2 separate regions of the Homo sapiens genome follow, and region 2 is linked to region 1. Evidence: chromatin loops called from intact Hi-C (ENCODE). Cell type or tissue: transverse colon. All regions are shown on one strand. Each heading gives the region's core, and the rest is flanking DNA. Links, peaks and the distances in the headings are about the cores only. Region 1 holds the start of LINC00994 (long intergenic non-protein coding RNA 994). Region 2 overlaps PRICKLE2 (prickle planar cell polarity protein 2).

Evidence for each region. Peaks named below come from ENCODE experiments on the same cell type or tissue, not always from the same donor. Only the 100,000 strongest peaks of a DNase experiment are listed, where the experiment ranks them.
Region 2: a loop joins it to region 1, with 5 times the contacts of the local background. A loop is called at or near these places in 2 of 110 quality-filtered maps.

Annotation. Positions count from the first base shown.
Region 1 is chr3:64,086,279-64,089,191 of GRCh38, reverse strand. All of the region lies in intron 1 of PRICKLE2-AS1 (PRICKLE2 antisense RNA 1), which reads right to left. LINC00994 (long intergenic non-protein coding RNA 994) reads left to right here and starts at 1,829. Exons shown (of 4, transcript NR_033978.1): 1 at 1,829-2,315. In transverse colon, for the core only: no CTCF peak of the experiment used is centred there; no DNase peak of the experiment used is centred there.
Region 2 is chr3:64,168,986-64,171,898 of GRCh38, reverse strand. All of the region lies in intron 2 of PRICKLE2 (prickle planar cell polarity protein 2), which reads left to right. Among named protein-coding and RNA genes, the nearest start is that of PRICKLE2-AS3, 17 kb to the left of the region's middle. In transverse colon, for the core only: no CTCF peak of the experiment used is centred there; a DNase peak (open chromatin) is centred at 1,392.

The sequences.
Region 1 (2,913 bases), core at 410-2,909:
AAGTATACCACTGCTGCACTGAAGAAGAGAGTGAGCTTATTGTAAAACACAGTCTAACAATTATGTTTGGATTGGAGAATTGCTACTTGGGCTCATAGCCAATGGTTTTCACACATCAAAATTAACTGGGTAGATTATGTACAATTCAGGATCCCCAGCCCCATCCCTAGAGAGTCTGATTCAGCAGGGCCCTGGGTCATCACATTTTTCATAAACATTTGGAGATCTAGGGCCACCCCTCTCACCATGGGAAAGTCTTTATTTTCTGTGAGTCCTTGTATGCTAAGGGCTCAGTCCTGTTTGTGTTATAGAGCTTTGGGGTTGAAGGGTCTGCTTCCCAAATACTCATCTGCCCTATGTGTAAAGTAGATACTGGTTTTACTTTTAGCTTAGAATGAGAAACACCAGCCCCTTTGGAAAACCCATCCCAGCCTAAATTCTAAATATAGCCAATTTTGACGGAGACAGACATCCAGTCATGAACCTAAAAAGGAAAGCTCATTAGTAGATGCAATAGATAAATAAAGGCAAACACAGCCTGAAGTTTAGGGGGAAATGGTTAAGCTATTAAATGACACAATTATACCCAGCAGGAGATAAGATGATTTAAGAGCTTTCTCAGCAAAATACTAGCAGATACTTGTTGCCTCTGCTTGGCTGGCTGATTCTGAAGATAAAACAGATCATCAGGGCTGATGGATGGCCTTGTGTCCTTAACACACAAGAAGTTCACAAACAGATGGGTCTAGAAATACTAGAAAGTAAACTGAATAACCTAAAGAATTTGGGCCATAAAGGGCAATTTTTTTAGGCTAGGTTCTTTGGATTTTAAGTAATCAAAACTTACTTCGCACTAACTTGGGCCACAAAAATAATAATAATAATAATAATGTTTGTTTCAAAGATACCGCGTATCTTGCAAGAAGCTAGGGGAAACAGTTTCTTGAGGGCCTGGAGCCCAAAATAGAAAAGCCACCAAGAGATCAGAAAGTTTCTACCCTAAGTTTTAAAGCTCAGCTTCTCTTCCATAGTCTGCTTAATCTTTTCCCTTTATTACTTTGCTTTTTCAGCTTTGGGGAACTCATGGACATATGTGGTTCTCTGCAGCTCCCAAGTTGCCATCTTCTTCATTTAATATCTTATTCTCAAAAAATACTCTGATTGGCCCAGTTGGGGTCAGGTACTCATTCCTGGTCTGATCGACCAATGTTGGAACAGGGGTGAAGTGCTAGGTGCTAGCATGCTGGCAGAGTGCTAGTTCTATTTTTTTTTGTTGTTTGTTTTTGTTTGTTTTTTGAGACAGAGTTTTGCTCTTGTTGCCCAGGCTGGAGTGCAATGGCGCGATCTCAGCTCACTGCAATCTCTGCCTCCCGGGTTCAAGTGATTCTCCTGCCTCAGCCTCCCCAGTAGCTGGGATTACAGGCATGCGCCACCACGCCCAGCTAATTTTGTATTTTTAGTAGAGATGGGGTTTCTCTATGTTGGTCAGGCTGGTCTCGAACTCCCGACCTCAGGTGATCCGCCCGCCTCGGCCTCCCAAAGTGCTAGGATTACAGGCGTGAGCCACCATGCCTGGCCAGAGTGCTAGCTCTTATGGGTGAGGGAACAGTTTTTTGGATGCAGAAATTCATGGGCTGGGCAGACATCCCCAAATGTATCTCTTTAGGAACTATCCTAGTAATAACCCAAGAGTAAGAACTGAGATTATCTATTGGCTATATTTCTAAACAGTCATCTGCACTCTGCTTAGCAAGTTGAAGCTACAGTCTCATGAGAAAATTTCTACAACCCTGTGAGCCCTAGGGTTCCAACTGGTCCATTCTCAGCCAAGTACTGCATTCAAAGAAATACAAACACAACCAGAAAGTATTATAAGTCTATATTCAGCATTTCAAATCTGTCCTGTCTATCAAGGAAACACCGAAGGAGGAGGTAAATTCTTAATGCATAGCAGACATTTAAAAATTCTCTCTCACCATTGCTGCCCAGTCACTACCCTGCATGTGAATGCCAGCTTGTCTCTTGAGTTGTCTCTTTCCTATTCTCAACTTCCACCCCCAAACACATTTAGAGCACAGGTCTTTTCTGTCACACTTGCCAGTCTTCCTTGCCTGCTCTTATTATGTAAATCAAATTCACCACTCTGTCCTGTTTTGTTTTCATCTCTGCTTCACTCAATACCCCGACTCCCTCAGGACCGTGTTGCTTCTGCCCTGAATGAGTTCTTTTCTCCCGGGCTGCAGGGACCACAGAGGTCTTCTTCCTATTACTTCATGGACTGTATGAATTCCACCCAGCTGGTGACATCATGGCAGGTAAGAGGATATCTGTGGGAAGGTTGTGTCTGTTGTTCAGAGTCAAGACCCAAAACCCTCTAGGATCCTTTATGGTAGACAAGGTCACAGGTCTGGCACCTTCTCTCTGTCTTGTCACCCCCTCACACAAACCACAATTGCTGGAAAGCATTGCATAATGTGCATACAATGAACAAATGCCATGAATGTCTGGCCAAATTGATCTTTCAGTTTCTCATCATGGTCTCTCCCTTGCACCCAGACCTTTGGACTTGCTGTTCCATCTGCTTAAAGTACTCATATTTCTACTTTCCCTTTTCCACCTATTGATCACCTGGTTAACTACTTCTCATTCTTCAGGTCTCAACGTAGATACGCTTCTTCTAGGATGAAAAGTCTGGTCTCAGCAAGTTAGAAATAGGATCTCTGCCTTGGGCTCCCCTGGGATTCTGCATATCTGCTGGCAACATCTTGTAATTCCGAGTTTCCTTTTCCCCCTCATTAGAACCAGTACTCCATGGGGGTAGAGAGCCCAGCTGTCTTTTCTTCTGGGACCTAACACATAGTAGATGCTCAAAAAATTTTAAAAGAGTGTGAAAAGAAAAATTCCTAACAATTC
Region 2 (2,913 bases), core at 99-2,598, 83 kb before region 1:
TGGGTGTCGCTTTTGTCACTTCCTCTGAAATAAACAGTATATTGACAGTTATTCCATGCATCCTTTACTTAGCATCTCCACCCACCCCACAGCACTAATCTTTGGTGAAAAAAGCAAATGCTTTGATGGAATGAAAGAGAAGCTTAATGAGTTTTACTCTGTTTCCTCTTGAAATCTCGCTTGTTTATTCTCTTGCTGTATGTGTCTGTCTAGATCCTCTAATAACCCAGACAGCTAGAAAGGTAAGATTTGAATACAGCATGCATCCATTCAACAAACACTTATTGAGTATCTTGTACATGCCAGACCCTCTTCTGGGGGTATACAGCAAACACAGTCCTAAGTACTCACATTCTAGAGGGAAGAGAAAGTCAACAAACAAATAGATCATTTGTCAACAACTGATAAGTTCTTTGACAAAAAGCAGATGAAGAGTTTATCAGTTTCAGCACTGTTGGCATTTTGATGGGGATCTTTTGCTGTTGGGGCTGACCCATGTATTGTAGGAAGTTTGGCAGCGTCCCTGGCCTCTACCCACTATATGTGCCAAAGCAGCTCCCTCCCCAAGTTGCAATAACAAAAAATGTTTGTAGACATTGTCAAATATCTCTTGGGGGGTATTATTGCCCCCATTTGAGAAGTACTGGGTTGGAAGATAAGGGATAGAGGTGCTAATTTATTAGGATAGTCAAGGAAGGCAGCCAAGGTGGCCCTTGAGCAAAGACTGGAAGAAAGGAGGATGACACCATGTAAATATCTGGGGGAATAACCTTTCAGGCCGAGGGAATGGCTGGTGTAAAGGCCATGAGGTGAAAGGAACAGCAAGGAGGTCATTGTGAGCACAAGACCTGAACAAAAGGAATATGGTAAGAGACAGAGTCAGCCAGGTTGTAAGGAGTGGGGAGGTCATGGTGCTATAGTGAAGACTTTGGCTTTGCATTATAGAGGCATGGGAGATAATCCAGGGTTGTTGTTTTGGGGGTTTTGAGTTTTTTTGTTTTGTATTGTTTTGTTTTGTTTTTTTGAGATAGAATCTCACTCTGTCACCCAGGCTGGAGGGCAGTGGCGCATTCGCCACTCACTGCAGCCTCAACCTCCCAGACTCAAGTGATCCTCCCAGCTCAGCCTCCAGAGTAGCTGAGACCACAGGTGTGCACCACCACAGCCAGGCTGTTTTTTTTTTTTTTTTTTTTTTAATGTTTCTAGAGGCATGGTCTACCTTTGTTTCCCAGGCCAGTCTCGAACTCCTGGGCTCAAGCAATCATCCTCCCTTAGCCTCCCAAAGTGCTGGGATTGCAGGTATGAGCTACTGCACCCAGACCATCCAGGGTTTTGAGCAGAGCAGTGACACACCCTGGTTTATATTCCAATGGAGTTGTTATTGCTGCTGAATAGAGACTCGACTGCAGAGGCACAAAGGTGAAAGCCGGGTCCAGAAGTAGCCACAGCAATAGCTCAGGCGAGCACTTAGTCATAGCTAGACTGGTCCTGCAGGGGTGGTGGAAAATGACTGGATTCTGGATATGTTTTGAACCGACATCCAACAAGAATCACTGTTGAATTAGACATCAAGTGTGAACAAAAGAAAGGAGTCTTTGAAAGAGTCTTCTTTGAAAATACTGCAAATGAGCTTTTATTTCTGATTTTGATCCTAATCCTAGGGGAGTTCAACATGATGGAGACATTGTTTAGGCATTAGGCATTAGACTGTTGTTTCCTAAATTGCTTCCTGAGTAAACCAATTAAAATTATAATGTGGGTCTCCAGGAGAAAAGGGAAGGAGCCAAACTTGGTACAATTTCACCTCTTAAATGCCACTTAACGGCACTTTTCTCCTATTGCTTGGGTAATGAAATTCTGGCAAATAGGGGCAAAATGAACACAGGGGCCCTCATGAGCAGCCCATCCCTATTTACTCACAGCTGTAATGCTACCTGATGGTCCTCCAGGTCCCCATTTGGGAACCACTGTGTACTTTTTTAAAGACCACCACGTGCAGCAAATTCAGGCAGCATCTTTCCCTTCTCTGTACAACCTGCCTTCTGAGATGCTCAGGTGCATTTTAGATATTACCTCCCCGAATTGAGGTAGATTAAACAAGGTTCCAAGCTTCTCAAACTGCAGGTGAGGGGGCACGTGAAATAAAGGATCAGTGTTCGAATTAGTCCCTGGGTTAAGTTGGATTTTATAAAACCTTCCAAATGTATCAGCTCATGTCTGAGATTACACTTCAGGAGGGTTGGCCTTTACCTTGTGTTTGTGTTTGCCTTTTCCTTAAACTAGTGTTTCTCCTGGAGTGGTCTGAGGTGTTAAGAGTGCATAGTTCTGGCCTCCTTTTCAGACCCAGAGGGATGAAAATGGCCATCATCTTTAATAAAGGCCTCAGATGATTCTAAAGTATGCTACTGTTTGAAAACCACTGCTGTATCATTTAGGAATTGCATTCACTTCCTAGCAACAGAGACTGTAAATAAAGAAATAGCTTATTTCTCTCACTCAGAAGTTCAGAGAAACGCAATCCAGGGTTAGTCTGGTGGCTCCATGGTATAAAAATTTTAAAAATTTTTTGAAGTCCAGGCTCATAACTTTCCGTCCTACTATCCTCAGGTTACAGCTTCCATTCCCATTTGTAAGGTTACTTCATGACACAAGATGGCTGCTGGAGCTCTAGCCATTGTGTTTACATTCCAGACAGGAAGCAGGAAGAAGGGGGAATGGGCAAAAAAAGGTCTTGGCTAACAACTGTCTAGCCTCCTTTAAAAGAGCTTCCCAGAAGTCACACCCTTCCGTGTCATTGGCCAGAATGTGTAAGGCCACATGTAGCTACTAAGGAGCTGCAGAAATATTATTCTTAGCTGAGTATATTGATGCTCTCAGTCAAATGAGGGTATTGTTAAGGAAGAAAAAAAAAAT